Linked DNA regions of Mus musculus: region 1 is linked to region 2. The links are chromatin loops, found by intact Hi-C in ENCODE. Cell type or tissue: heart. All regions are shown on one strand. Links, peaks and the distances in the headings refer to the core of each region. The heading gives the core; the rest is flanking DNA. Region 1 overlaps Cdk14 (cyclin-dependent kinase 14). Region 2 overlaps Cdk14 (cyclin-dependent kinase 14).

Evidence for each region. Peaks named below come from ENCODE experiments on the same cell type or tissue, not always from the same donor. Only the 100,000 strongest peaks of a DNase experiment are listed, where the experiment ranks them.
Region 1: it touches region 2 in a loop (2.6-fold over the local background); 2 of 42 quality-filtered maps call a loop at or near these places.

The regions. Positions count from the first base shown.
Region 1 is chr5:5,256,460-5,272,733 of GRCm38, reverse strand. All of the region lies in intron 2 of Cdk14 (cyclin-dependent kinase 14), which reads left to right. Among named protein-coding and RNA genes, the nearest start is that of Gm30151, 110 kb to the left of the region's middle. In heart, for the core only: no CTCF peak of the experiment used is centred there; no DNase peak of the experiment used is centred there; H3K4me3 peaks cover 692 bases; H3K27ac peaks cover 1,931 bases.
Region 2 is chr5:5,173,004-5,189,277 of GRCm38, reverse strand. The region is part of intron 5 of Cdk14 (cyclin-dependent kinase 14); the gene reads left to right. Among named protein-coding and RNA genes, the nearest start is that of Gm30151, 190 kb to the left of the region's middle. In heart, for the core only: no CTCF peak of the experiment used is centred there; no DNase peak of the experiment used is centred there.

The sequences.
Region 1 (16,274 bases), core at 8,044-12,043, 81 kb before region 2:
ACATCAGCATGTCCTCTAAAAGACCAGAACCAGAGATTTTTCTCCACTCACAGAGTTAGGATCCCATTTGAATGTCGGAGTTTGTCCTTGATCATCAGGGGCTCTTGCTGCATTAGAGTACTGCTGTCTTTTCTCAACTTTCTCCTTTCTAGTTCACTTCAGGTCTTAGGAATTGGCAAATCATTTAGTGACTGAATTTTATTACAGTATTTTAAACTTTAACAAAAACACATGTATGTATGTATGCATGCATGTATGTATGTATGTTGGGGCAGAGGTTACATATGTGCCATGGCTCACTGTGGAGGTCAAAAGGACAACTTTCTGGAGTTGGTTCTCTCTTCAGTCTTGTTTCTGAGGTGGGGTTTTTCTTGTGTGAAAAATGTTTTTTCTGTGAGCGTTCTGGATCCGGCTGCAAGATGAACCTGGGGCCGTGACAGGTGAAATGGTGATGAGTTACGCAAGCTGCACAGATAATTAAGTAGCAGAGATTAGAACTCAGGTTTCCTGCCTCCCAAGTCAACCCTTTCAAGACTTTGACGATTGCTTCCAGCTTCCCCGTGTTGGGATCAGATACTTCTGATAAGTGCTACTGTTATCCCTCCCAGTACCGAAAAGTGCATGGACGTTCAGGTTTCCTCTGTGTTTACATATAAACTGTGCAGTCTTCCTGATAATATATATACGCCTAACATTATAACAAAATATAACGCTGTGTGTGCTGTATACTGAGAGCCATCTGGCCCACAGCTTCGGTGACTCTCTTGTCTCTAATGGGTGCCAGTTTTTTCCTGTTCCAGAAATGGAATTCAAGTGACTGGTGAGTGCCTTCACCCATGAGGCCATCTTGTCTCCACCCCATTTTAATACTTTAAGTAGTAGATCAGTGATAGTTTACTAGATTTCAAATGTTATTTTTCTATACTTCTAAGATAATTTCTTCCTTTTGATATTTTCCTAAATTTCTGACTGTTTTACAAACCTGGGATAATGTGTCTAAAAGCAACAACACTCACTTATAACCCAGGACTGGAACTTGTCCTTCTTCACAAAAAACTTAAGCCAGTTTAATAACAAACAAGCAAATGAACAACAAGAAGAAACCAGAATGAGAGGTGGTTCCTTCGAGAGCTTTTGAACAGTCATGGATTCATACCATTCATAGACTCCATCCTCATGGAACCACACCCACAAGAGAAGAGTCTCTTGTCTCTTCTCAATGCTGTTGGCCTTCCTTTTGCTTCCATCTGAGGAATTTGTATGTGGCAATCAGGTTTTATAAGTTCATTGTTATTCCCTGTGTCCTGCTACTTCAGAGCATTTCAAACCCTCCTGCGGCTCTTTATGAAGATGGTCTCCACAAAATAACCTTTTCATCTGAGTTTTTCCAGGTGTACATACTTGGTGCATGACATCACAGCCAAAGCCATGTTTCCGCTGGTTTATAAGCAGGGGGACAATGTATGCATAGTTCATATATCACTCAAATCAATGGAAGGGTGCATGCATGTGTATACAGCAGGTATACAAAAAACTAACATATTTCAAAGCAAGTACAAGTCTGAAGTGATTAAGATTTGACAAAGGGAACAGAGACTGAGGTGCAAACCCACTGTCAGCAGGGAAATTGAGGAGGCAATGGATACAGGTGAGAAAGAAGGGGCTGAAGTCCAGGGAGCAGCAATACTGTGTCCCAAATGAGATTGCAGAAAGCAAGGTGAAAATAAGAAAGGCCTGATTCATTGCTGTAGTCTGCATCGACCTGTTTTTTTTTTTCATTAAATTCAGGGCTCTCCCCTTTTATGCAGGTTCTTGTGAGCCATCACCGCCTAACGTTCCTTGGTAGCAGCAGCTCCATCTTTGGACTTCCAATTTCCAGACTAGATCAATTTCATAACTGAAGATTTTTTTCACATGGACATATTTTTTTCAACACAGATTTGTTTTTAACCAAGAAACATGAATAAACCCATCACACCCAAACTCTGTTGACACTGTAAGTTACACAGATGTGGCAATACAAATCTGCCTATATTATTTTGGTGGTTTAGTAAAAAGATATGAAATCAACTTTTCAAAAATGATATTTGCACAACGTGTTTATTACAGTTCACTCCTCAGTTTAGAAAAGCTGAGTTATGGAATCAGCATAAATGTGGACCATCAATGAATGGAGAAAGAGGGAGTGGTGCGCAAACACAGAGGGACACCATTAGTCTTCATAACAAGGAAATTCTATCATTTCCAGCAGCGATGGAGCCAGAGAAAACTGCTTGAGGGAAGTAAGCCGGGCGCAGAAAGGAGAACACAAATTCTCAATTCTGACGCTCCCATAAACAGCACCAAGGGCTTAAGGATAGCTTGAGCTTAGCTACTGAATGACTCTTAAGTAGTTAAGCTCAGCGCCTTCAGAGTTGCAGTGTTTTGAGGAACTATTTTAACTAAATGACAGTTATCCGAATATGAAAGTTTGGGTGCTCAGTGCCATTGATGGAGAGCAGTTGAGCTGTAGAATTTTCAGGTTTACTCCAAGGTCAATGCTTAGGCCTGGTGAAGCAGCAGCAGCATTGGAGAAGCAGTCAGCTAACGACTGTAAATGCTCACTCAGAAACCTCCCCAGGGCGCTGGAGAAAGAGCCATCTCAAGTCAGGGAAGCATTTCGGGAGGTTAACTTCGGTTTCATTGCGGAGATGAATTTACATGGATGCCAGATTAAACTTTGTCAGTCTTTTTTCCCATTTTTTTTTACAAATCCAAATGAGATGTTTATTTATAAGAACTTTTATCCTTTTTTTTTCTCTCTGAATCTCAAAATGTTTTGTAGCCTCTACTGTGTCCCATTGAGGTTTCAGATACATGTCACTGTCCCTTGTAAAGATGTTCTTCATTCGTGAAAACAGTGACTAATTTACTGATGAGCCCCATGTCCCAGCACTGCCTTGACTGCTATTTTATGGCCAACTCTAAAGTTGTATTTATTGATACCATATTTTTCCCCTACAGTTCTCCGTGCTCCCTGCCCATTTTGACTCTGTACCCTCCCCCAGACTTTGTTTATACTCCTGTCACCAGCAGCTCTTCTGCAATTTATAAAGTGTCAGGAAGACCCAGGACTAACATAGAGAAGCCCCTGATTCTTGGGTGGTGGTGGTGGGGTTCTTGTGTGAAGATAAATAGAAGAACAAAGCAAATTAATGTGCAGAGCTAGGGCAGCAGGCTAGGGATGGAGAGGAAAGATTATGCTGAGGTAGTTGCTGAAGTCCAGTTAAGTAGAGCTAGGGCCAGCAGAGTGGGCCAGTGATTGGCAGGTCAGAACCGTGGTAGGGCAGAGAGAAGAGCAACGGTGAAGATGGCTGTAGCAGTTGTCAGCATTGAGGAAGTGGAAAATGGCTGGCTTGACTGAACAGGCTCAGTTCTGCACAGTCAGTGCGCCCAGCCCTGCCTGGAGCCCTTGCTCTTCAGGCCCAGCCAATGGCTGCCTGCCTGAGGAACAAATGGTTTATCTTCTAGTTTCAGGTGGACTGAGGCTGGTTGCAAGCATTTATCTCTGGCTTCATTTTCCTTTGATTTAGAAGTAGGTGGACTAGCACCTTGGTTCACCCCAGATATTAGGGGAATGAGTGAAGGCATGTAGCAAGCCGTGTGCTGTTGAGCATGAACGCACACATGCCTTTGCCAGAACACCTCTTCCTCTCCACCGGCCGCCTTTCCTTCGTATCCGTTGGTTGTTTATGCCCCCACTTTCTCCTTGTGATGTTAGAATTTCAGGACTAAACTTGAGCTCCCCCCATTTTACTGGGCCTCATGTCCAGTCCAGTCAATAGCAAGCATTGAAACACCTCTTTATCTGTCCACCCCCTAATTCCGTTGCCTTCTTTACGGTCTTGTCCAGAAATTTGTCCTTGCTTCCAGAATGTCTTCCCTTTCCTCCTTGTCCAGATTTATTTTCTATACCAGTTCCTTGTTAAAAACTGAAAAGCCCCACCTAGCCCACTATCTGTCTATAATTCCCTTAAGATGGACATTTTGAATCAAGGCAACCACCATTTCCCATGGGATAAAATGCCCGATTTCCTGGTACGCGACACACGACCATTTAAGCTCTACTGTTGAACCTTCTTGCTGCCACTGTGCTTGGCCATCGGCTCAGCCAGCTTCCGGCTGAGGCTTCACGTGGCTGCTCACGTGCTTTTCCCATCCAAGCAGAGCCCAGGCTCCTCAGATTTATGTTACTTACTCTAAAGAGTCTCCTGAGATACAGCAGGGAGCTTATGTCAAAAACTTACATCGCCAGGGATGCTTGGCGTCTGGGGCATGAGGATGAAATGTTTGAGGGCAGACATGGACCATTGAAGGCCATCCAGGGCTACATAATGAGACCTTCTGTTAGAAGAATAATAAGCATGTTTTATTACATTATTATAACTTGTTTTACTTATTTAGAATCATTTTCGGATAGCTTTTATAAGTGTTTGAAATCATTATCTGAAGTTTCTTTTTGAGTTAGATTTAGCCTAATCTACTTGCAAATTTAATTTTGGTATTTGATTATTACAGATAATTTCATGTCTTGCTTGCTATGCGTTTATATGTCTGTAATGTTAAGACATTAATATGACCTGTTATATGTCTCAGGTCCTTGTGAATAGTAGGCACTTTATTTGTCATCATTCCTTTAGTTCCTTGGATGTAGAGAATGTATGTAGCTGTTCACAGTGCTGTGTATACAAGTGCATGCTTGTGGAGTAAATAGAGAGGTGTTTTGTTTTGTTTTGTTTTGTTTTGTTTTGTTTTGTTTTGTTTTGTTATTTTTATGGTTTGTCGCATTAACCCTTTGCATACCACATTAGTTCACCCACAGTTTCAGGAAGAACAAACCATAAGAACTGTTGTGGCCAAGTGACTAAGCTGACATGGAACCTAAGCATTGAATTGTGGGAAGGAGTTTACCTAAGATAATTTTAGACCCAAAACATGGAGTTGGGAAAAATTGATGAGTTAGTTTAAGAATTAATCAATGTTTTTAGAGGCCTCGCTTTGTGTTACAGAGTAATGAAAAAAGCCGGTGATTGGCATGGTTTGTACTCAGAGCCTTAAAATGGGGACAGTAGCAATAATAAAAGAGCATTTTAGGATGTGACAGATAATTAAATCCTACATGATTCAGATTTGAAGCAGTGTTGGCTTTGCCAAAGAAGAGTTTGTGCATTGGAAGGATGAGCAACCCTATCGAGAATCTCAAGGCCTTAAAGATGTTTTGGACGACCACTACTCTTCAGGCACGTGGTTCACACAATTAAAATACTTTCTGATATTAGGGAAAAACTTGGGGTGGGCAGCTACCTTCATCAGAAAAGTGTTTGCCATGCAATACCAGAACCTGTGTAAAGCCTGGCATGGCAGCACATGAGGTTTTATTACCTTAGCTCTGGGGAAATGGTTTAGACCAGTGAGAAACTGAGGGGGAAAAAAAAAGGTGGACAGCTTCCGAGAAACAGCATCTGAACTTGACTTGTGGCTTGCCAAAGCATATTTATGCATACGCACCCCTCCCCCAAAAGTGTTTATTTCTTAGCTTTGATAAAGAAAAAAGCACATAATAGTTTTTATTTAAATGAAAATTTTATTTTTTTATATTTTATTTTTTCTTTCATGTTGCAGAAAAAAAATCAAGTTGATTATTTCTCAGGTGATATTTGGAGTGATGAGGATGACGTCTTATGAAGGAGAAGTGTTTCATTTGTATCCACTGGGCTGTGATGGGTGAATGGTCTCTTCCTCAGCCTCTGGCAACACACAGACTCAAGCCCAGCGCCTGGGGAGTACTGGCCACTCACCATTAGCACAGTAGTTACCGTCTCTCATTACTAAATTTACCATAAAATTGAATATTTATAATTATAGATTACCATGTTATTTTAAAATTTCTTCTGTAAGTTATTTTTCAGTTTTGCTGTACCTTACTCTAATTTTTGAACCATGGTGCTTCTCTTTCCAGGCATAGAAAATCCTAGTTCAAGTATGAGGGAGAGATCAGCCTCTCTCCTGTAGGGGGCGCTAAGAGAGTAGCAGTTAGTTTTCCTTTGCCACCCAGTACCCTCTGGCATGACTTGGCACAATTTACTTAAAGATTGCATGCCCTGGTTTGCAGGGTTTTGTTTTGTTTTGTTTGTTTGTTTTTTGGATTTTTGTTTTGTTTTGTTTTGTTTTTTGATGCTGTCATGGGTCCTAAGCCCATCAGTAATTCTTCAGGCTCATAATTATGCAACTGTCACTTTGGTTCAGTAAGTGCTACACCTGTGCAAAAAAAAAAAAAAAAAAAAAAAAATCTAACCTCCTGCATTTGGTGCATGGTAATTTTAGAGTCCTCATTATGCCTCATTTACATATGACAAACGTTATGCATATAGACACATCAAACCATTTCCCAAGCATTTGTAACATGAACGCTGGTAGCCTAAACTTGGCCTTCTCTAGGACCTCAGATGATGATTTAATGGCACTGTCACTCAGGATACTTTCTGGCTTTCTCTAGTGCCTTTAAAAATTGAATTGAGCAGGATAAAGTGCATCCCTTTGATTAAATGTTTTTCCTCATGTGCAATTACCGCGAGCTGTCTGCCTCCCGTTCTGTATGCTTTTGAAGCAGCACTGCATTGCAAATCAATATCTTTCTGGAGAGACAGGGTGTAGTGGATTGCCTGGACAGCATATGCGTGGTTCCTCTGGCTGCAATGCTGCTGCAGAGCCCGCTCACTCTGCCTTCCTGGGAACCCCACAGGCAAGTCCATCGTGTTTGGAGGAAGAAAAGAGATCATTCTAGGGAAAAAAAAAATTGACCTATTAAAGCTTTCAAGACCGACTGTTAGCATGTTCTTTGTGCTCTTCTGAAACGTTTTTTGTTTTGTTTTTTTGTTTTTTTGTTTTTTTGTTTTTGGTCTTGCTCCACTGAGATCAGCTTCTCTGGGTGATCTCTGGAATTTTTTGTGCTTCCCCCTTTCTTGGTTGTAGTACGGCCGTACCATTTCAGCTTGCTAGTGCAGAAAGATGTGAATTCAGTTGCTGTCTGAGGCTGGCTTGGTGCAAACACATTGCTAGAGATATGTTAAGGAGTTCCAGGTGAATCCGGCTCAAGAGAGACAACAGCATAAACGGTAAGACAGAGCATGCCTGAATCATAGCAAGGGCTTTAATTTGGAGCATCTCGGCAAGTCTGAATCCTGACTCACTCGTTTACAACTTGAAAAGGATTCATTCTGTGCATGTCATGCCACTCAGTCGATTCTATTTAACTGCCAAAACCAGCAGAGATTGATAATGGGGTATTTAAATTAAGGATCCGACGGGGTTACTCAGCGAATCCCCGGAGGCTCCCAAGGCTATTGCCTGGAGTTTGTAAACACCAGGAGCAGATAAGATGAAGAAAATGTTCAGTGACTGCTTCTTTGCCATAGCCGAGTCTGATTTCTTTGGAAACTAGTCTACCTTTTTTTTTTTTTTTATAGCTTAAAGAGATCTTGCATATGGTTTTGCCTGGCTATGCTTAGCTGAATGCCCTCTGAGTCAATCAACTGAAGGACGGGAGACCACTTTTCCTTTGGGTAAACTGATGTCTGTGAATTTAGCTGGATTGGGTCTGAGTAGAATTGATATCTCTACTATACTAGAAATCCGGGGCTGCTTCTCTGATCACCTTACCCCTTCTCCTCCTCGAGCCCTGACATGCACCTGCTTTGAGTGTGTGTTTCTGAGTAGAGGTCAGGGTGTTGCCACTTGGCATCTTTATACCTGTAATGGTTTTGCTCTCCTGCATAGAAGTGATAATTCTTCATGCAGTTCTGCTTGAAGTGCCAGCTAGCTCTACTAGTGGGCTGTTAGCATTATAGATGCTGATGGAGAACCCCTGCATACAAGAAAGGCTGGGCTAGTAGACAGGCTACACCAAAATGAGGCTTGCCTGTTCATGAAGAAGATGACAAGCAAGGTTGAAATATAAACCCTGACAGAGGATGAATATCTATTTACTTAATTAATTGGGGCATGGTATTAAGTAGCCAGGGGGGTTTGAAGTTGAAGGATATATTTTCATATTGTTTACATAAGAGACTAATACATTAGATGATCCTGTGAATTTGTCTGGGTCTACCTTTTATGTGGGTGCTAAATTTTAAGGGTGTCAGCATTTGATATTTTGCTTTAAAATATTTTACTTTGTATGTTTGAACTTAGGAATTAACTTGAAATGTGAATGTTGTAGTGAGTGAATATTAGTTGACCAGATTTTCAATAACTTGCATATTGATCAGAAAGTAGTTTTTATATAATTTTGTGATACAAAAAAGTAAGAAAGACTACTTCATTACCTTATAAGTTAATCGAGAAAAACATAGATGGAATCTAAGATTTATAGTAAGTGACTTATTGGAGGAGGAGCCTCTGTACTTATTAAAAATTAAGCATAAAACTGGGCTTTGATTTCTAGGAATGAATATTTGGATTTTGTTCAAAGGAGAGTTGGAATTTTCTTGTATTTCGATCAGTCGTTTATTATTCTCTAAAAAGGAAAGAGAAATATAAACTGGTGTTTTATATCTAAGTCTGTTGAGATGAGTCTGTTTTCTGTCTTCTGAGAGTGCTATGTTCTAGCTATTTATATTTCTACCTTCACTTTGTGTACACTGCGAGGTTTTTGTTTTTTGTTTCTTTTTCATCTCACAACAGGAGGAATGGAATATCTGCAAAACGTGATGTTTAAAAAGGGGGCTAGTGGTGTGGTGATGCGACATATATTTTAAAACCACACTTGTCTTCATCATGCAGGCATTCAGTGTCTCTGTATAAGATGCTGGGAGACATACTTGCAGCAGTAGAGAGGAGCGGCCAGAAGCTTAGGTATAGTAATACTACCTCACAAGAAGTAAATTTGGAACGTTCTAGATGGTGGAATGGCGGCTCAGGAGAGCCTGTTTTATTGTAGGCAGTCACTCACATGCAAGCCTTGGTGGAGAGTCTACTTGGTGACAATGATGAATGGAACAGGTTTATCTGGTTTCTGCCCTCGTGGATCTTAGAATCTTGTTTTTAAAAGATATTTTGAAGAAAAACAATCTGTGGGGAGTGTTTGCTTTTCCATTTTGGTAACTGTGAGAGAGACACTGTATGCTTTGATTTTTTTAAAACTGTGTTTAAAATACACATTATACAGAATTTGCCAAACCTACCATTTTTAAATTTATAGTCTAGTGGCATTATTATGTATATTCAGTGTTTTGTGGTAAATAATTACCCCTATCCATGTCCAGAACTTCTTCATCATTCCAAGTCATTAAATATTTCTACCATTCTCCCTTCCCTTCACCCCTGACAACCTTGGTTCTACTTTCTATGCCTCTGAGTTGGCCTCTGCTAGGTACAGGGCAATGACATAGCACTTGGCCAATCTTACTTAGCGTGTCTTCACAGCTCACGATACCGCGCCATACATTGGGAATTTATTCCTTGGAGAGTATACTTGGATTTTAATATGGAAAAGATAGCAGTTTTCCTCCTTAGCATAGGGTGTCAGTGAATCAAGGCCCCATATGGGCATGCTAGCAGATAACTTAGAGCTTCTAACAAGATCCTCCAATCAGCAAGGAAGGAGGTCCAAAATCCGCCAAGGGAATTGCCCACTGGTTTTTGGGTTATTTGCGTGTGATTGATTGGGCACAGTAACTGGACTGCTTTCTTGTATATTTGCGGATAAAAGCAACGATCAGCTGGGATATTCATTGTGAAGCTGGATTGTGACTTTTGTCATTAATATTAAGATCTCACCTCCTGTGCAGTGCGTTACTCATTGTAACTGTAAAAGCAAAGGCCATGATGATGATGACGATGATGATGATGACGATGATGATGGTGGTGGTTGTTTCCTATGTACTCTGTGGGCTACCTTCTGCCCCGAATCCTGCTTTTAGTGGACAGTCAACTAGAACCCCTCTAGATAGCGTCTGTGTTTGTCAGGAGGAATAGAGAGCGGTTATATGCTTGATACCACAATAAACAGGTTTTCATTACACAGGCAAGCTTAGCTTCATCAATAAAGTTTTTTCTTTTTTGAATTTCCCTACACACTGCTCCTTTTAAATCCAAGAGATTATTTTTTTCCCCAATAGACGCTTCCTTTTTAGAAGGTCAGGTTACGGCCCCATCCAGAGCCTGTTTGCTATCTGTTTGCTATCAACTGACTTGACAATCTCTGTACTGGATCACTGGCAGGTTTGTATCTATGCTGGTAACTCCCTGTTCAAGGCACAGAGGAGCAAGATTCAGCATAACACTGTTTATTATCCGGGTCATCCCACCTTTCTCAGTGGCCTTGGTCTTGGGACAGAATCTCATGTTGTCATACTGACTTTTTCAACTCAATATATAGCTGAGGCCAAGTGCTCCGATTACAGATGCCTGCAGCACACATGGTATCCTGTCCTTAATGATTCTTAATGCGTTGCACTCTTCTGCTTTTCTCTATTATAGCCTGGCTCGGCATAGGAGGCAGATTCGGAATCAGATTAATTAAATGACTGTTTACTTTGGTGGTGAGGTGGAGGGGAGGAAGGAAGGGCGGCCAGAACACTACGTGCCAGTGACTCTGTGCAGCTTTGGATTTCCTTTTCTTTTCTATCAGGAGCGGTGAAAGCATGGGTGGGCGGGTCTGCAGGTAAGGCTCATCCTTTAATCCATCTAGGATGTAGAACGTAGGGGATGTGCGCACAGTGGTCAAGAGCTTCTGCTCTGTAGTTTGGTCCTGCAATAAATCTCTGCTCCCGTGTTTATGCTATGCATGGCCTTGGACGGGTGGCCCAGCTCATGCCTGTTTCGTTTTAATTACTTCTGAAACTGAGATGACATTGTGCCCTCCCGTGGCTCTTGGTGGAGACTGAGAGATTGTGCTAAAGGTAGTTTTCATAGTCACTGTTGTAGATGAGTTCCGTGACTGGGAGCCTCCACTCTTACCAGTGTCACAGCATCTAGGGACCTGCAGTGTCCGTCTCTCTTTTCTAACAACGACCTTCGCACCAGATCCCAGATTCTTTTCCAGTTTGCTTCATTAGAGGGCACATATGAGCATTTCTGAACTTTACAGGACTGAAGAAGATAAAACAGAAGCTGTAACAGCATGCTCCTGTTCCCTGCTTTCCCTTGCCAGACTTTGAGAGGGTGTGTGGTCTGGAGAGGTTCTCTTCTGTCCAATCGACAAGCCATTTCAGCCAGCAGTTAGCTCCTCTACTAAATGAGATCCTGATAACACGTTGGCAGAGAAATGCCTGTGGAAGCACCGGGCTTGTTTCAGGTGGCAGACACACAGCAGGATATTTACATCCAGCCATCTCGGCTCCATTCTCCTTGGATTACTGAGAAGTCAGTATTGACTTTTCTGTTGTGGCAAGGGTACACAGAGCAAGTCTTCATGGAAGCGGGCGGCTTTATTATACAGGATAGCTGTTCTTGCTGAAGGTTTAGCTCTTCCCAGTACACGGACCAATTGTGAAACCTGTATTGAAAGACACTTGCTTTTTTTTTCTCCCAAAGGCACATTGTTCCCTGTGTCTCTCTTCAGGAGCTCTGTGTGGCTAGTGACTCACACAAAATTCTCTCTGCAAACGGCGAGAGCTTCGGCTGTCAAACTCGAATTCAGTTTTGTTCTAAATTTTCCAGGGTTCTATGGTTCCAGAATTTAGATTGGTTTCATTGAAAGGTAAACATCACATTTTAAACACTGCAACATCACATCTTGACCACCATTGCTAAGTTATTACCCAAGGACTAATAAAACATTCATTATTTTTGTTAGAAAAGGTGTTTGATCCAGGTGAGGCGATGGAAGTTGTGTTTATTTTTTTATGTGTTTCAGAATAAGATGGTAGTATGGCATTTTAGTTCTTCTTCAGGAAGAGTTTTTGAAGTGTTTATATCATTGTTCTTAAATACTGTTCAGATAGTTACCAGGTGAGAAGAGTTCAGGTCCTAATGGATCAGTCTTACCTCCACTAGCGTAGTCTTTTCCGTTCCCATTGTTTAATGTTGCTTTATCTTTCATGTAGGACCAAATAAAGAGCTCTCTGAGAGGTATAAACGTGGAGATAGAACTGTCCTGGTTCACAGTACAAACAGGCTAGCGGCAATTCAGTGAAGCTCAGAAGTGAGACAACAGAATTCCAAAGATGCCCGGGATTGACCTTTGCACAGCCTTTCTGACAGATGACAGCTTCTGGAGTCTCTTAGGATGTCTGTTAAAAAGTGAAATGCAAACAGTAGGCCTTCTAGGCTGGGCAGATGGCTATCCCGGTTAGGATAGAACACTGATTTCAGACCTATCCCATTTGATTTGCTTTTAGGACTTCTTAAATGGCACACGGTCTCAGTTTTTAAATTGCTGTAGTTCATGTTAGTTAGTCTCCCTGGCCAGGTTGCTTTCCCCTAATGCATAATGGAGGGTCTTTTGAAAATACACTGCTATTCCCCTTTCTCAGACAAGACCAAAGACAGAGACAATAATAATAGTGATAATAATAATAATCATAATAAAGAGTTGTGTTTAAACCTGTACATTCTTTGAAAGAGAAAAATGTCCTTTAGGACAGAAATAGACTTTTTCTTGACAGCTTTAGGGGAACAGTGTCTTGATGAAGAAACTAATTAGCTGTGCATTGAGAGCCACTTTGCGTGGCTTAATTTTTCAGTTCTGTGGAGAGTGGGCATTCTGCTTGCAGCAGTGGGGACTCTTTTAGGTTGGCAGAGTCTTCACTCTGCGGAGCAGCAGGACAGAGACACCCCCTTGCCATGTGTAGAGTCTCAGCTTTACACAAACTCCTCCTCTGGCCCTTCTGACTATAGATATGTGGTCAGGGAGAAAGTACATCTGTAAATTCTACTGTTTTGCCTCCCAACAGTGGCTATGCATGTGGTCATCTTATGTGAACGCACTCTCTCTCTCTAACCATATTATGATTGGGGATATCAAGCAGGAGTCAGAGAATTTGTATAAACTTTCTTTGACTCTTTGGGATTCTTGCTAAAGTTTTCCTGGGACCACTGTTGTTTGAGAAGTGTTTGATTCAGCCTTCCATGGAGTAGGAGTCAGAACCCATGTGCTTTTTCAGTCTGGAGAGGATTACTCCAGTCTGCCATGTAGACAGAGGGCTCTCTCCTGATGGTAGGGCTTATTGCAGGTGGTACCCAATGCTTTGTGCACACCGATGGCTTGAATATTTTTATTTATAGATACAGTACTAACTTCTTTATAAACTTGCTTACTCCAAAGATACCAAATAATCCTTGATACGTTAGCAAAGCACAGTTTTGGGTTCAATTCTCATGAGAAAAGTGTTAATGACATTAATAAAAAAATAGACATGATTTTAACACATACAAATATCTCTTTTCTAGAAGCACATAAGTACATCAAAATATAGACAGGAAGTATGCTATAATAATCTGTCTATTCTATTCATTCTTAACTTTATCTCATTCCTTTTTGTTTTAAACAGAGGATGTTTATACACATTGGCTATATATACATTGATTGTATATTGTTAGGAAACTTTATTTTAGTGCTTAAAATAATATTAATTATCTGAAGTTGCCATCGTATTTTATGGAACACTTGAGCAGAAATGTTACCCAAAGATGCAATATGCTCGTCACTCCTGTGGCATGCACAAATCGGAAGAAAGTGTGTTTCTGAAGGAGTTGACTTTTCTCTTTTATTTGACCATATCAGCAAAATATATCAATACATGTCTCAGTTATGAATCCATAGGAAATCTTGTTAAAATTCAGATTCTAATGTGGTAGGGCTCTGGTGGGCCTGAGATTCCAGGCAGGGTCAGTCCTGGGTCAGTCCTGTTGGTCTGTAGCAAGGTATTTAAAGCATGAGATAGAGGACGTGTGACTCCCCAGGATAATAGCATGACCAAGACCCTATGTAGACCTCAAGTAGTAACAGGGATGCTACTTTTATTTTGCTGTGAGGCATCATTAAGCTTTACTTTAAATTTATCCTGGTAATTTAAAAAGTGAAGATACTAAAGGTTTATAAGTGGATGCATACACCTCTGTGGACCTATGGGCAAACTATAGCTCACATAAAGCCATTACTATATAAGTATTATAGTAGAGAAAGCTCCTTAGAATTATTCTTATAATATTTGCCAAAACTTCACCTGCTTGAGGCATACATACATATTCCCATTAGCACCAATAAGACAGCTTCCCGTTTCGTTTCTTGATAATAAACATTAGATTCCAGAAAGACTGAAGTTCCTGAGTCAGTATGACATGGTGCAGGTTTGTCCATTTCCATTCAGCTTTGTCTATTAGTTGCTGCATGGATCAAATAGAATTAGGTGAGATCCACAGAAAAAAGTCAGTAGAGAAATACAAGTTTTATTATCCCAAAGAAACGAAATGGTAACAAATCCTGGTGAAAATAAAGGAAAAAGAAGTCTTTATGTGTGGTAGGTGCATCTGTGGTGGAAGTCAGTGTAGAGGTTCCTCAGACTCAAGCCACAACTTCATGGGATCCAGCTTGCAGCATCCCTAGGGATGTACTTCTGGGAATCTAAAGTTAGCATTGCAGAGAGATGCAGGCACGTTTGTGATTATTGCATTACTATTTGTGAGAGTCAAGAGAGGAGCCTGTTGCTCAGCATCAGTAGATGAACAGAGTGCAGTTCTATACAGAATGGAATTTTATGGGGAGCTACATAGAAGAATGGAGTCCTGCCATTTGCAGGAAAATGGGTAGGGATCATCATAAGTGGATGAAATAAGTCATACTCAGAACCACAGCATCACATTTACTCCTCCTCCTTCTTTCAGGTGGAGAGTGTAGATTTAGGAGAAAAAGAGACGTGAGAAAGACGAGGATTATTGCAAAGAGGAAGGGATCGGCAGGAAGGGGGAGAGTGTGTTTGAATAAGTGTGAGAAAATGTGATAATGTAACCAATCATTTTATGCAATTACTATTTACAAAAATTAATTGATATTTAAAAAAGCACTTGAAAACAGGATCACCTTAATGGATATCGAACTCTGTGAGCAGGAATAGCTGGTGAAAGGATTTCCATTGACCAGAAAAGACCTCAACTCAGGGGGTGTCTCCTTTAATGCAGTGCCTGAGAGTGATTTTTCACATAGCCTACTTTTAGTTAAAGGCAAAGCTTATTATTGAGTAGTTATTGGCAGAGCATTTATTTCTTGGCCATACTTTTATCTTTTAGGACAATAAAGAGACAGAAAACATGGTTTATATACCCAAGTACTTACAGTTTGGGCCTGAAATATAATTAGCACATGAGAAAGATGACAACAACCAAACAAAAAACAAAGACGGACTTCCTGTTGCTCCCACCAAATCTAGGAAAACAAGCGTAGTGTAGCTTATGTAAATAGATGACAGCAGCAGTTATTTAGGATGGACTGTGAGGCACAATCTAAAAGGGATGTAGTTCGTAGAGCATTTGTGGTTGCAGCAATGATATTCATGTAGGGACAGAGATACTGTTTAATAGAACCAAGTTTGGCCAATGTCCTACAGTGCACATTGCTGCACCATATGTTGCTTGATCGATTGCTTAGCCAGAATGTTCATGCTGGATCACTGATAAATGATTCTGTGATCTCACAGGTAATGAAAATCTGAGACCAGAGATACCAAAGTAAGTGTTTATGGTGTGTAACACCGCCACACTCTCTGAATCCTAAATTCTTGAGGAGGAATTGCATAGGAAAGGAAACAGAAAGAAGTGGTTTCATTTGTCTGGTACTTGATATATTTAAAGTCACTCACTAGTTGTTATCTGGGACCATTTTCAGGCTAGGGGTAGTAAAGGTCAAAATAACTGCTAAGTACAACAGTTTACTGTTTAACAAATGAGAAGGCTGAGACACAGAATGTTTAAGAGGCTTATTGTATGCTGTTTTGAGTTATGGGTCTTAGTTAATATTGTTATAGAGAGCTTGATTATGGCAAAAAACAAAAGATGCTAAATAGTAAAATATCCATACACGTATCATTGTATCTACATATAGTTAACACACCCTCTATCTTTGTTCCATGTGTTCATAGAACCATTTTTATCTACATGGCTGCACAGAGAAATAGACTTGCAAACACACACTAATTGGGGAAAAAAAAGAGAAACCACATCTTGCAATAAGAGAGGATGCAGTCCTTTTCAACCCAGCAGGTTAAAATAGCAAAGGTGGCACTCAGGGGTATTATTCC
Region 2 (16,274 bases), core at 5,106-9,105:
GATAGATATGCAATGTAGGATGATCACATTGCCTTTCTTTTCCTCTTTATAGAAGTACATATGTGACAAATGAGTGAACATTAACATTTATTACCATTCTCCAACGTGACTTGGCTATTTGTTATTTTTCATTTTCTGTATAAAAATATGACTTTTCCTCTGTGATTACAAGACAAGGTCTATGACTTGTAAGGATATGAATTGTCATGTCAGTTAGCATGGTTAAGGCATTGGTAGTTAGTTTGAGGTTGGCATCAGGAAGAACTGATTCCAAAGGCTACTAAATATATGTAGTGTGATAAAGGTCTATTTTTGACAGTTCCTCAAAGTGATTATTGTGATTATAGACACATTAATTCAAAAGGTTAAATATTATAAATCTTAGCTTCCTAGGCCATCCCACAATCTGTTTTGTCCAGGTATATAGTCTAATGAATATATATCTTCTCTGGTAGGACTGAGTTGATATGTGTGTAATCATTCTTGGTTATAAACTAAGTCCTGTTGTCAAAGGGCTGGATGCCAGGACACACCTCCCACCATCCCCCTAATGGAGAGAAAGCACCTCTCATTGCTGACAGGGCTTTCCTCTCTCCCTCTCTTCCTCTCTCCTTCTCTCTTTCTTTCTCTCCCTCGCTCCCCCTCTCCCTCTCTCTCTCCCTGTCTCCCTGTCATTCTCTCTCTCTCTCTCTCTCTCTCTCTCTCTCATTCTCTCTCCCCCTCTCATTATCTCTTTCCCTCTCTTCCTCTCTCTCTTCTCCCCTCCCCTCCCTCCTTCCCTAACTCCCTCCCTCCCTCCCTCCCTCCCTCCCCCCCCCCTTCTCTTCTTTGACACAGGTGCTCTTGTGTTTGGCTGTCTAGAAGGACTCCATTGAGAGAGTTTGCACAGAGGGGAAGAGGGGCTCCCAGGCCACAATCACCCTCTGTAACAAATCCAGAGAGCAATGTTGGAGAGGGCTGAGAGGACTGCTGTGGTTCTATATTTGTGTCTTGTCAATATTGAATTGTTAGGAGAATATTAAGTGAAGTTTTAGCTATGTTTTCCTCTACATTAACACATCATTTGATCAAATGCAGTAGGTGACAGAGTAAATTATCTCTCTCTGGTCTTAATAAGTTTAGGATTTATCAGTTCTGAGCTGAACTTGGACATTTCTGCAAGTAGCTGGGTTCTTTGTTTGCTTGTTTGTTTGTTTGTTTTTTGTTTGTTCTTTGACAGATTAAAAAAAAAAGCCAGTATTGTATAAAATGCAATAGCCCTATATGTGCTATTTTGGAAGCTAAGGCAGGCCACAGAGATGATCTGTTCTCGGTTGTGGCCAGGCGAGGTTCCAGCTTGACTCTTAAATTGAGTTTTAGTCAATAGGTCTAGTGACCATCATGCTTAGTCTACTATTTCAGTATGAACCCTCAAGCCCAACATATATAGATTCAAAATTGCTTGGATTTCTGCCTAAGTGTATGATTTTTGAGAATGCCTTAAAATTTTTCCATTCCTTGGTTTCCTCATCTATAAAAAAAAAAAATAAAAATACTACTAACTTTATTGAGCTCAGAAGATGTAATCTTTAAGTTCATGATGCTATCAAATAAAAACAATCAAAGAATGAGATTTCTTGGAAATAAAAATCCATTACTAGGAAATAAAATTCAAAAGAAAATATAGATGGTGGATTTAAGGAAAAAGAAGGACCAAGAAGAGTTACTTTCTCACTTTCTCTGGTGTCTCTAAGAGTAACTAGTAGAGGTATGAGTTTTCTTCCATATTCTCTTGTTTTGGTCTCTTTGGTACTGAAGGTACTGAATATCCATCCTTCAGCTGCCCTGAGATCTTAATTATCAACCTAAATTTCAGAGTCAGATGCCTTGAATGATGCCTTTGGGTGTTTGAACAGGGATTATTGTTTGGTGGGTTATATAGACATATGATGGGGATGATGTACCCACCTCCACCCCAACACACACACATACTCACCTTCCCTTTCCGTGCTGATCATCAGATACCAACATAGGATAGCATTTTTGAAGGAGGCTTTGGTTTCCACAGGGAAAGATAGCTGACCCTCTTGTCTAGAGAATTTAAGTTTGCTAGTTACATTCAGTAATTCAGTAAATTCAGTCCTTGGTATGAGTAAGAGGTGTGTTGCAGGGATTCTCGCCATTCAGTAAGCATGTTTCCATCCATCTCTCTATTTTTGGTTCAGATCATGTAGCTGGTGTAAGAGAGACTAAAAGGTAATGAAATACTTAGGGAGAAAAAGGACAAGTGCTGTTTTTAGGAGATAGGTGTGTGATTCTGAGGAGGCACAACTTGCTGGGTGAAGTGTCTGTTCAGACATGGAGCTCAATGGCCCTGGGCATGGGACCTTCAGGGTGACATCCAACGCTTTTCCTGGAACAAGGGATGAGGAATAGAAAGAGCCTATGGAGAATGACAGAGGACAGGAAATCACAGGGAGTTCAGTCTCACAGGCGCAAGTTTGAAACCCAGCATTCATATGCCATTTGTTTACATGGCCAGGCTGTTGAGGTCACAGACCAGTTATGCCTCAATTGAGACCTTATGGGCATATTCAGGCACATGATCTAAATATTTCACTATTGTGATGTAGGTTGAAGTTAATCATCCTCATGTTCCAAATTAAGAAGCTGGAGTTGCCAGATATTTTTGTCAAAGGACACCAACACTAGATACAGAGTCTGGTGAACTATCTAGCACATAGTAGAGACTCAATAAAGATTAAGCAACAAAATGCCTGAGTACATTCCAGATCCTTTCTGTGTTACTGTTGAGATACAAACTCATTCGATCAAAGTGAGGGGGGGGGAGGGAGGGAGGGAGGGAGGGAGGGAAGGAGAGAGAGAGAGAGAGAGAGAGAGAGAGAGAGAGAGAGAGAGAGAGAGAAGACTTGGAAAGACACTATATCAGTCAGAGAATGTTGAGGGCTTGTGGCGATTGTGCCACTAACCTTTGGTCATGAGGAAATACTTCAGTCTTTGTACTTTCAGTTTCTTAGTTTCTGACATGAACTGTCTACAGAAATGCGTTATCTTTATATACACACTTGTCCCAGCCTCCAGTTACAGTTCTGTTTACTAGGCATTATTTCACAAAGGCCTACTTATTTATCCCAAGTCTCAACTTCCTTACCTGCACCTGAGAGATAATTCTTATCTGCATTTAGCATAGGATAGTTGTGAGAATTACATGAGGTAGCATCTTTAATAGCTTGGCAAGCTAAAAACTGAAGAGGTCTATGGGGAATTTTAGGCAATTAAAAGCATGTTCAGGTGACAGTTGTTATATAATCCTTCCAAAATGGTCTTCAATACAAAAATATACTATCTTACCTTATGTTACCAGTTGACAAAACAAGATGATTTTTTTTTTTCAAATTTAACCAGCCAAGAAAGCAGCTGCTTGGCTAAAAGAAAAATTTTAATTTTCAGAATTAACTAAAAGAAAACTACTATTTTCACAGGCTGTAAAGTCACATGATACAACAGCTTTCAATTTTTGTTGCTATTAGCTGGCAGACACCCATTACAGTATTCAGTCTCATGAAGAATAACAATTGAGTCAATTTACATAAACTTACTTAGAATCATAGTCTAGACTCATGGATTTTTTTTCCTTCCATTTACAAAATTTTGCCTGTCATTTGTAAAAGGTTCTATAGCAATTCATGTTAATTTTTTTCACTCACTGACAGACATAAAGGAATATTATTAATGGTTTAAAAGAACTATTTTAGCATGGTAAATTCAAATCTCATAGCATCTCTCTCCTCCCCCTCTCTGTCTTTGTCTCTCTGTCTCTGTCTCTGTCTCCCTCTCTGTGTGTGTATGTGTGTGTGTGTGTGTGCGCGCGCGCGTGTTTAAAACACGGATGATACAATTATGGATTTTTCCAGTAGGTAAAAGATTGAGATTAGTACTATTATTTAAAATCAGATTTCTGAATACTTAAAATTGTCTAAATTTTCCTGTGTACTTCTTCATTTTTTACCCAGCCATGCTGTTAAACATGCTACCGAATATATTTCTCTCAACAATCCTGAGTTAATATGTCAGTATGGATGTATCTAAGCTGCATAAAAGAAGATGAGGCCTAGAGATAAATAAATTGTATTTTGTTGCATATTTTTCTAGAAAGCAATTTTAACTGAGGTTTTTAACTAAAGCGTTTGTTTGAAAATAATGCATTCTTCACTTAAAAGTTTCTTGGCTAATTAAACTAAATTGCAAAATCATAAAGTTATATTAATAACTTATAGATATAAAGCTATTTGGTATTTATTCCTTGTAGGATAGTTTTTAACATAGCAACATATTACTTTTAAAATTGCTGCCACATATTTACTACTTCTGAGTATTTGAGATGTGACATTGTTGTACTGCATACCCTGTATGCTACCCAGCAGTGTCAAAGGTAGACACACCATGAACAGAAGTTCATGGCTAATGTCATGCTCACTGATGGAATTTGGTGTTTTATGGATCTTCAAGGTCCATATTTAAGAGATATTTTTTTATGTTTAGTAAGTAGTCAATGAAGATACCAAATAATGTGATTTTTTTTATGCTTCTTTTGAAAAACAGATACATTGTGTGTGATGGAAAGAGGAGAAAGAATTGGGCAAGGCATGATTTTTTTAAATCACCATAAAATCCTATGACTGCAAACATGTCAAAAGACTACAATTAAAAGAAGCACAAAGAGACCCACTGGTAGATTTTTTTAAAAGTAAAATTGCATAAAGAAAAAGACAAAGGGAAATCTTGACGGTAGGAAGAGACAAGCAACTCATTATAGCAGAGAAAACTGTACTCACGAGCTGACCTTTCATCTACAGTGGCAGTTGCAGGAAGGGAAAGTACTGACATACTCAAAAAACAAAAGAGAAGGAAATGAAAACCTGTCAATTAAAATTCTGCATCTAACAAAACAATCCTTTGGAAACGAGGCCAGAGCTATGTCCAAATCAGCAGAACCTGAGTGAAATACTAAGCGAAGCATGCCAGGCTGGGTGCACATGCCAGGCTGGGTGCACTTGGCAACGAATCCACTTTTTTAGTATAAAAAATTAGAATGTTGGAAATGGCAATATGTGAATAAATATAAACAGTTCTATAATATTTTATACAATCTGTAAGATACTAGACTATTTCACGTAGTGATTGTAACATTGTTAGATATATGACATATTGATAATATTTATGTGGGAGAGAAAAAGCTACATTTAATAAATATTAAGACAATATTAACCTGGAGCAAACTATACTCAACCTATGTATGATTATTCCTCAGAATAATCACAAAGAAAATAATATGATTAAAAATCAACAAAGTATGCTTTTATTTCAATGTATGGAGAAGAAGATGAAGGCAGTGAGTAGGAACACGGAAACATTTGAGCATCCCCGAAGAGATGCAGTGGATAGGGATAGAACTCTAGCATCTCAACTCTCTGCATTCAGGACACCAGAGAAAAGTGTTCCAGACTGGGTAGAAAGAGAAGAGTTAACTCCATGCTTTGTAGAAGAGATGAGCTTTAGTTCTAGCTACTCATCGGGGTAAATGTTGAGTAGGATATGTAAACATTAATCATAGGAAACCTGACAAGATAAAAAGTATAATAAATACCGATAGATACTTTTGTAGTTTTCCTGCAGAGAGGGACATTTTACAGTGATGAAAGGTCTGCCATGAGCATGATCTCCCCATTAGAAATGCATAAACTTTACACAATAGTTGTAATATACAGGGGGACCATAAAAGAAATAGACATTTCAACAATTTTACTCATGCATTTATCCCCAAATATTGGAATATCAATTGGAAGAAGCCAACCAAGATGTAGAAGGTAGAAATGATATGGTGACCAACTGGACACATAGTTCCAAGTAAAATGTGCATTCATGCATTTTTTGAGCAAACTGAATATTCTCGAGGATACGTCACAGGCTAAACCTTAACAGAAGTCTGTGTCAGAGGACTGCGTTCATCAAGGTGTCACTTCTGTCTCCTAAGCAATTACATTGAACATGAAGAACAAAAGTGAAATTCAAAAATTGAAAATTAAACAACACATTTCTGGATAATATATAGATAAAATAAAAATGAATGTTGATATTTTGATATCAATGAAAATAAAAACATCATCAAAATTCATGGGATGTAGATAAGTCAGTGTTTGGGAGAAAAGCTGAGCCTGGAACATACATTTTAGAAAAGAAATATGATCTCAACTTAAAATCTAAGCTTTTTCTCTAAGCGTATTGGAAAAGAGCATCACATTTATTTATTTATTTCCCCAAAACAGAGGGAGAATAATAACCACAGTGGAATCAGTGAAATAGAGAACGGAAATGCAGTAGAGAAGACAGTTAAACAGAAAGCTGATGTTTTTTTTTTGTTTGTTTTTGCTGTGCGAATATTAATACATTTTTACCTGACTGACCAAGATGAACAAGGTATGAGTTACTATACCACCAATGAGCAAACATAACTATTGACTTTAGAGGAATCATTGGTCTTTATAGGGCTATTATGAGCCACTTAATGCTAACAAATTAGACAGTTGATCTTAAGTGGACAAGAAGTAGTTTTTACAAAAATTGTTACTCTTGACAATTAGATGTTTGAATGCAAAACAGATCAATACTCACCTTGCAACCAATACCAATTTCAATACTAAGTTTGTGTATTCAATATAAAAAGTTTAGAATCTCTGGACACAGACCTGCTGGGAAGCCTTGTGATTTCAGATTAGAGATTAGCCAAATTTATGGAAGATGACAGTTTATCAATTGAAGTTGTGGTCCCTGAACACAGATCTATGAAAACTAAGAGACAAGTCACAAATCAGAAGAAAATATTGCCAAGTAATGTGTTTGATAAAGGATTAATTTTTCAAACTTATAAAAGATGACCAAGTTAAATAATGAGAAAACTCATATGTTGCAAACTGGATTATAAGATTATAGGCACAAAGCCTGTTGTAGAGTAAGGTGGAAACCATTGGCAAGTCAGGATCTTTTGGGACATCTGTCTCCTTAGATGCTGAGATCACAAGTTTCCATCTCCAGGGGCTGTCAGTTTTTGACAAAGAGCTATAATCATAACATACTGTTTGTTCAATACAAGAAAGTAACTCAATATGAGAAAAAAATCATTATATAACTTGTACAACTAAGAAGCTGATTGTATGTGGCAAATGACAGGTTGAATTTTTATGGCTGGCTAGGGGAGAAGCAGCTGGTGGAGGAATGTACTGGCAAAGGAATGAATGTACCTGCTTTTTCTAGCCTGTCCCTACCCCAGACCATCAACTCTACTCGAGTCACCTTTTAAAGACCGCATTAAACACTGCCTCTTCTCTGACATCCTGTAGCCTTTAATAGTGATATTCCCTTTCCTCTTCTTTCTTTTTTGTTCTTTGCAAGTATTACATGCTTGTACACTTATATTCCCGTGCTTAACTACATTAAGCTTTCTGGACAGATATGCTCATCTATGACCTATTGGTACCTTAGAGGCTGTGGTATGGAACAAGAACAGACTCCTTAGATACCTGCGTTCCCCTACTGTTATGAAAATGGAGCTAATGCAGAGACTAGGTAGTGAGTTAATAGATTTTAAGCAGCAACTAATTGGGCCACGATTGTTTCAGAATTAAGAGTGGAAGGAACCATGGTTATAGTCATACGTTGTGGTCTGAGAAATGAACAGAGGAGAGTTGTTGCTAAGTAGCTAGCTGAAGTAGAAATACTCTCCCTGCCACCCAACCCCACCAGTTTGCCTGCTGAGAGGGAGTTCTACCTTCTGAGTGGGTATGGAGGCTGCTCAGAAATTTTCTAATTGCAAACACTGCCTATCCTGTGTTCACCACAAGTCTCTTCTGCTGTGAACTGGAGTCTTGTCCTGATCAACATTTGTTTCTATGGTTACTTTTCATTTTCTTAAATTACCATTGTGTTTGGGACCTATATGGAAGCATTAAGGAAGAGGAAGATAGAACTAGGTATTGAATGCATCCATTTTGGGAGCATCAGCAAGTAAGGAGAGCATAAGTTGATAGGCCATTGTGAGAGTTGTATGGTCAAAGGTATTAAGCTCATGCTATGCTATACTAAACCTGAAGGGGTAGACATCTTGCCCCTGAAGGGTTTAATCCTAGTTTGTAAGGTCTGGGAAGAGCGCAAGGGATCATGTAATCTGGTCCTATCATTTACAGAAGATCAACTGAGTTGTAGGGAGGAGTGTTAGAATGATCAAGATCAGTAGAGCTCAGACCTGAGGCAAAGTCCTATGAGTCGTCAATGTGGAGGAGACAGAGGCCTGGTGGTGACTCAGCTCCTTAGAATGCTGGCCTCACCTCAGAATTGGATCCCATCTTCCTGTGGAGTAACCAGAAAAGTAAACCATTCAGATTTCTCTGCATTGCTCATATTCTTGTGACATTTTAGAATGCAATGGATCTCTTCTTAAAACCATTGAATAATTCCTATCTTGATTTGTTTTTTAAAAAATCTTAATTAATAGCACATGTGAGAGAAATGCACTATATAGTATATTGTGGGAAAAGTTCAGAAGGACAAATAAAAGGAAACTTGAGTATGGGATATTTATATTTTTTGGATACTTGCCAGCTCAGTCAGTTCTCTGGGTATACCCAAGAGCATTGAGTTGATAGTAGTACTTAAAAAAAAAAAAAAAAAAAAAAACCAAAACCCTAACATTTTGAACAGGACCCAAGAAAAAGAATTAAAGGAAATACTCAGCAAAAGCTTGGCAATTGTCCTGTTATCTGTGAGCCTTTGTGTGTGTGTGTGTGTGTGTGTGTGTGTGTGTGTGTGTGTGTGTGTGTGTGTGTGTAGCTTAGGGCCATGTGGGCAGGCTCCAGCAGTAGGGGAAGTATCAGCCTTAAGGGAAGCTTGCTGGCCACCCTTTGAGCCACATTCACAAAACAAATCAATGCAATTACTTTCTTGTAACCTAAAAAAGAATAAACACTCTTTGTAGGATAAGTCCAAGGGCTTGAACAGTCTCAGACTGTCACCTTAAGTTAGCTTTTGCACTGTATTTCATCTATGAAGTATAAAAAGCCACATACTGCCCTCCAATGACACATAAAGCTTCTACCCACAACTCTACACAGAACATCTACAATATTTCACAGTACTTACAGATTCACCTATGTGCTTCATGAAGTCCCAAAGCAGTATAAAAGTTTATCAAGTCATTAAAACGGCATGCCCATGTTTTCCTCATTATATCTTCCTTCAAATACAGAAGTACACACAGTATTATAGCAGCAAATAAAAGATTGGATGACAAATTGTGCTTGTTTATGTATATAAAATTGCTATTTGCTCTTTGTAGGTTTAAATTTTTGTTCAAAACACTTTTAGATTAAGGATATGCTTAAAGAATGAAGGATATCATATTAAATACTGAAACTTCAATAATGCTAATTTTTCCAAAATCATCCTAAATTTTTATGTCAAAGGAATACATAAAATTTATTGTTACTTTCTTGATCAGAATGTTTCTGTGACTTGAATAGTTTATATAAATATAAAAGATCCCAAGTAGAGTTGAATTTGACTGCTCCAATTGCTCTGTTGCTGTCTTGGCCAGGAGCTGCAGACCAACATACCAACATCAGCGCCAGTTTAATACATGCAGCCCTCTCTACAGGTTCAGGAATGTTAGAAAACAAACAAGGCTTGCCTGGTAGGAGTTCACTCATCACCAATTAAATATTGAGAAAATGAACTAGCTAATATTAAGAATTGTACTATTTCATAAAGCAATTAATATGGCAGAACTTATTGTCCTCATAGTGGAATAATTTGTGCAAAAGAAATTTGAGAGCTAATCTGTACCTAACATGGAAAGACAAGACAGGACAACTGCTATATTATAATTTTTTCTCATTTTTCTCGTGTGTGCTTCAGTCTTTTCCAAGTTAAAGTCCACTCCTGGTTTAGGTGTAACTTGGGCACCATACTTTTAGATAGTTCTTAATTCCTGCCTTAGTGATAATATGTAATAACAGTCCATACAGTTCTAATTTTTATCGTAGTGTGTATGTACGTGCACATTCATACATCCAGTCTCTCCCTGAAAGTGGGAGGCTTATTTTAGAGGACTCATTCTTTGTAAGCACACTCTGTGTCTTGCATTTACCTGCTGAAATACATGTCTTATAAAAATCTCAGAGAAATAAACATGAGGGTAACCTTCCAGTTGTGTGGGCCCCATTAAATCCAATCATAGTCCTTAAAGAAGAGCGAGAAGGTATTTTACAATATTTTGAATGGTTACTTAAATTATGTATATTAATTTAGAATTCCGACTTTTTGAAGACTGTCACTTTTATGAGGCAATTTGTTGACCTCCATCCATAGGAAGAGGAACATTTTCATGCTGGACATTTGTCCGTTTGCAGATGCGATGATTTTCATAAAAGGACAATAATACACTACAGTAAGACAAACACAACAATTCCAGCATAAAGACCAATGTATTATGGAATTTTATAAGTAAAATGAGAATATTTCAGTGGAAGGTTATAAAAAATGATGACCTTCCCAATTCCTTGAATGTTCTTAACTTGTTGAATTTGAACCATTTGCCCCTGTCACTTGCAGTTGTTTATTCCTGGGGAAGCCACTAATGTCACTGGCAAACGTTCCTTCAGGCACCTTTCCCTCAGGCTCTCAGGGTCACTAAGGTTCAGATAAACAGTGGATACCTTGGAGAACTAGGATGACCTTTAAGGGATAACAGGGCAGTCAGCATTCTTCTTTGCTAGGTGGCCCCCCTAAGTCTTCTTCTCGGTGGTTGGCATCTTCGACCATTCAGGAATCTATTGTCTTTGACTGGCTTCACTTTCTAATGAACATGAATTAGCCTCGCAGGATCTCCCCTTACCTTTTTGTGATGATTTTTCCAATTCTCTTTGTGCCGACTTCCCCATTCTTTGATAAGTTCCCAATCCATATCTCCACCTTTACTCTCAGCACTGAATTTCATTCACAAATATAAAAACATAATGATGGTTGAAAGAAGGAAGACCACAGAAGAACACATGATTTTTACAAACTACCAGGAGACACTCCTCTATGGCATTTAAATCATTCTAACTCAGGAATAATGTTTAGAGGGAATTATACAAGGACTTCTAAAGTGCTAGGAATCTTTTCTTTATCTGATCAGCAGAAAAGAGTGCAGAGGCTTGTGTTAACCTGATCTCATTTCTAGCCTGTGCCCTGGCACTTAGTAGGACTGTGTAGTTGGGGAGATTATCTATCCTGTCCTGTGTGAGGTTCCCGTGAAGGCTGGACAAGTTCCATGCCCAGTGATGGTCACTACTCTTGTAATGTGAGCTTGGGACTGAAAAATCATTCTTCCAGACTGTCATTTCAAATACTCGGTGCCATGTTGTAGATGCCACTTAGTAAGTGCCCCCCACCCCGTGGGAAGTAAAAAATAAATAGGAACCATTTCTTGCTCATAAAACAAAAACAAGATTTTGTGAAATAACTAAAAACATTTTCATATGTGTTGCCAGGAAGTCCAAGACTGTGTAGTTGTAATTGGTCCCCACAGACTCATGTTTGAGTGCTTGGCCCTCTGTGAGTGGCACTGTATGGAGGTATGGCCTTGTTGGAGTAGGTTTGGCCTTACTGGAGGAAGCATGCCATTGTGGGAGCAGGCTTTGAGGTCTTCTATGCTAAAGCTCCAACAGTGTGGGATACAGTCCCTTTAGCTGCCTTTGGATTAAGAGCTAGAACTTTTGGCTCCTCCAGCAATGGGCCTGCCTGTATGGTGCCTTGCTTCTCACTCTGAGGATAAAGGATTGAACCTCTGAAACTGTAAGCCAGCCCCAGTTAAATGCTTTCCTTTAGACACATCACAGCAATGGAAAGCCTAACTAAGACTAAGACCTTTTGTAAATATAAAGGAACCTTAGGAAACAAAGATTCTTGTGATCTGTGTCAGGAAGTGAGGGCCTATTCTGGCAGATAGAGTTTTAGAAAATTCAGTGTCAGGGTAATACACAATATTGCCTCTGCAATGATTATAAGCCAGGTGTTTGACTTCCTACTTTGGATTCATTACTTCAGCAGACTCACATAGCTGCCCTGTGAGATGCATCTACTGGCATTATCCCCAGTATACATGAGGAAAACCAAGCTCTTAGGGAAAGGATATAACTTGCCAAGAACCATGTAATTCCTGAAAGGTTGGGTAGGGGTCTGTCCAAAGCCCCTGTCTGAGTTGGAATGGTCTTGGTAGGGGATGTTGCCAAAATAGTTTTGCAAACAATACTCTTAGGGGAGGTGTGAGTCAGTAAGTCTAATGCTGCTCTCCTTCAGTACAACAGCATAGTATCCTTTAGTAAAGGTCACACTGTATAGTATAAGGAACGGGACTGTGGACTGAGAGAACTGGAGTCAAATGGTGTGCTAGCAAGCAGTTCCTCTACACTGCTGAGCGTCTGAATCCTTCACAAGGAGGTGGCTCTTTCTGTGCCATTGATGCTAACGGGGGTGTGGGTTATGAACTTCTCTAAGTAGATACTAAGAAAGTAAATTGTTTTTTATTAATAGTGTATTAATAGCCATGATGATAAATAATCTTCTAGTACTATCATAATACTTACACGGTCACACAGGGATTAAGGATATTGCCCTTTACTAGCAATATTTCTAATACTTGCTGATTATGTTTTTTGGTAGATCCACAGTTCATATTCTTTCTCGCTGAAAGAAGCAAATAAATTGTCATCAGGAAATTGTAGAAGGCTACCGTTAATTGTACTCTACACGATGCCAGAGTTCTGGCTTCAGCTTATGTCATGGATGCATTAACATGTAAATTACTGCAGGACTCATAAGGAAAGGCATTATGTCCATAACTACAACTCGCCTGCACAGTCGATGGGGGCTTGGATTTTGCAGTGTAACGGGAGCACATGACTTCGTTCCTTCCCTCCACACTGGCCTGCTCTAGGTCTGTGGTGTATGTTCATGCCTGGGTGAGCCTCTGGCTCATTTAACGGAGTGCATGTGCTCGGGGCTCCTGGGATTCTAACGGGCCCCATAGAGCCCTCCAGGAAAACTTTTCTATGACAGAGAAAATGGCCTCATTGCAGTCCTTTGCAATTCTTGTATTTACGTAAAATGCCTGTGAGCATCACTAACAACACTGTGTAAAAACTAAATTCAAATCCTCTCTGGGGATTCCTTCAGAGCCAGGAGAAACTGTGGCCTTGACTGTGGCCTTGCTCCTGCCTGACTTGCTATGGTAGAGAAATGGTGCACACAAACCATTACCACAAGATGTTTATTCTTAATTTTTACTGTTTTTTTTTTCTTAAATATTGTAGCAAGATTTTGCTATGTAATTTAGACTGGCCTTGGGATCATAATCCTCTTGCATCAGCCCGAATACTGGGATTACTTTCAAGTACTGTCATACCCAGCAGAAGTGATTAATTTAGAACCACTTTGTTTTTAGGGATAATTTATTTTATTTATTTATTTTATTATTTTATTTTTTTTACAAAAAGAGGGTCTTGTATGCAAATTGTAACAGATAAGTTTATATAATTTTTTCAGTAGAATGAATCTGAATATTGGGAAATTGGCAATTATTTTTAATAGGCTCTTTATCTAAGATGACTAATTACGATTGACATAATATCTGTACCATGAGCCTGTCATTGTTTACAGATGCTATTACTCATGGGTTGGAAAAGACTAACAACATATGAATGTAAAAATGACCACATAGAGTGTTTACCACTCTCATAGTCCAAACTCCTAAAGACTTGATTACTCATCTGGGATAGAAATTTCAGAAACTGCTTTTGCAATTACAGTTATCTGTCAAGAATTCCTCCCAGGGAAATTGAGTAAGACTGCCAATTAATCCCAGATGTTGGAGTGAATTACATGTGAGAGTCTGAATTCAGCTTTCAAAAACTTAGGGGAAAGCTCTTAAATGCTATAATTAGCCACAACAACAACAACAAAAGACCCTTGCAGGCTATTAATGTATTCACTTGGAGTTTTGAATGAAACTTGACTGTTTCTGTTACCATTAAAGAAGGCAGTGTTCAGGCCCTCGGCTGTCTCTGTAGAAATGGTGGTAGTAGGAAAGAGAGTCCAAAGGGAGATTATTACGTTTTTAAGAGTTATTTTTAAAGTTTTCAATTTCACATCATTTTTAAATTTTAATTTTCAATAAAATTCTATATGTTCAATTGCATATGGTTTAGAAATTAAAGCTATTTCCGACAAGGGTCTTGTTTGCCATGGGATTTTCCTTAATTATCCACATCTTGTATGAATGTGGCACTTGTGTTACAAATGATCACGGGATACTGATATGCCACTATGAATTGAATATACTGATATGCCACTATGAATTGAAGCCACAGTCTGTATGAGGATTCCTTCTGCTGTTTGTGGAGACGATATCACATAGTAACATCCTTGTAGTAACACACAGAACACGTTCACACCTTTAAGTATGTATTCTACCAATCACTCTGCCACTGCCAGCCACTCCTCGTATTTGCCACCTCTATAGCTTTCTTTTCAGCATCTGGCATGGTTAGAACCAGAGTGCCCAGCTGTTTTATAAACACTTCTCCACAGAGTAATATGCACTTAGAGGCCATGCCTATTGTTTTGTTGATTGGTAGCTCATTAAAATCAATAGTGTTTCACTCTATAAGTGTGTCATAAATTATCTACTTGTTTACTCCAAAGTTGCTTTAAGTTTAACCAAAGTGGCTATGGATATTCCTTTTTTTTTAAAGGATGCGTTTATTTTTATGTTTATGAGAGGGTTTTTGTTTTTGTTTTTGCCTAGATATGTTTAAATATACCACATGCATGCCTGGTTCCTCATAAGGAACCTGTACATCATAAGAGGACATCAGATCTCTGGAGCTGGAGTTATAGACAAGTAGGAGTCACTTCACTGTATGTGAACTAGAACCAAACTCAGCTCCTATGCAAGAATAGCAAACACTGTTAACACCAAGTCAATCTCCAGTCCATTGCTACATACATTCTTTATATTCATTCTTTCTTTATATACATTATATACACTCTTTATATACATACTTTCACGTTTTCAGTCCATTGCTATATACATTCTTTCACGTTTTCAGTCCATTGCTATATACATTCTTTATATACATTCTTTTGCGTTTTCAGTTCATTGCTATATACATTCTTTCACGTTTTCAGTCCATTGCTACATACATTCTTTATATACATTCTTTCACGTTTTCAGTCCGTTGCTACATACATTCTTTATATACATTCTTTCACGTTTTCAGTCCATTGCTACATACATTCTTTATATACATTCTTTCACGTTTTCAGTCCATTGCTATATACATTCTTTATATACATTCTTTCACGTTTTCAGTCCATTGCTACATACATTCTTTATATACATTCTTTCACGTTTTCAGTCCATTGCTGTATACATTCTTTATATACATTCTTTCACGTTTTCAGTCCATTGCTACATACATTCTTTATATACATTCTTTATATACATTATATACATTCTTTCTTTCATGTTTTCAGATGAACATAAGGGTTCAGTTCACTTAGTGCTATATTAGACTTTGTCACTGTCACCAAACATTAATGGAAAGAAGATCAAAGACAAAACGTTTATTTTAGCTCACAGCTTCAGGGCTTTGGTCCATGGTTGGCTGCTGCATTGGCCATGAAACAGGAATGTGACAGTAGAAGGGCATGGTGGGTGAAAGCTGCTCAACTTTTAGAAGTGTGGAAGCAGACAGGACTTACAGCAAGAGAAAAAGCACAGCCCAGTGACCTCTTTCAGCTCACCTCCTAAAGTCTCCAGCACTTCCAACTATCCCAATAATGCTACCCACTGAGACTAAGCCTTTGGTGCAGGGATCTCTAGGAGTTACTCTTGATCTGAACCATAACAGGTACCGACTTTCTTTTAACTATCGCTGAAATGAGGTAGATATTCAGTGTATGTGTTAGGATCAAAAACTAAACAACACCCCCTCCCGTGAAAACCCCACCATTGATGTTGAATGGCAGATTAGTGACTATTATATGTGTAGAGATGTGTTAGGAGAGTATAAGGATACCCTGGAAGGACATTGAAAAAAATGACCTTACATTTGCTTGTTTATTTGTTTGTATGTATGTATGTATGTATATATGTATGTATGTGTGCACATCTGTCA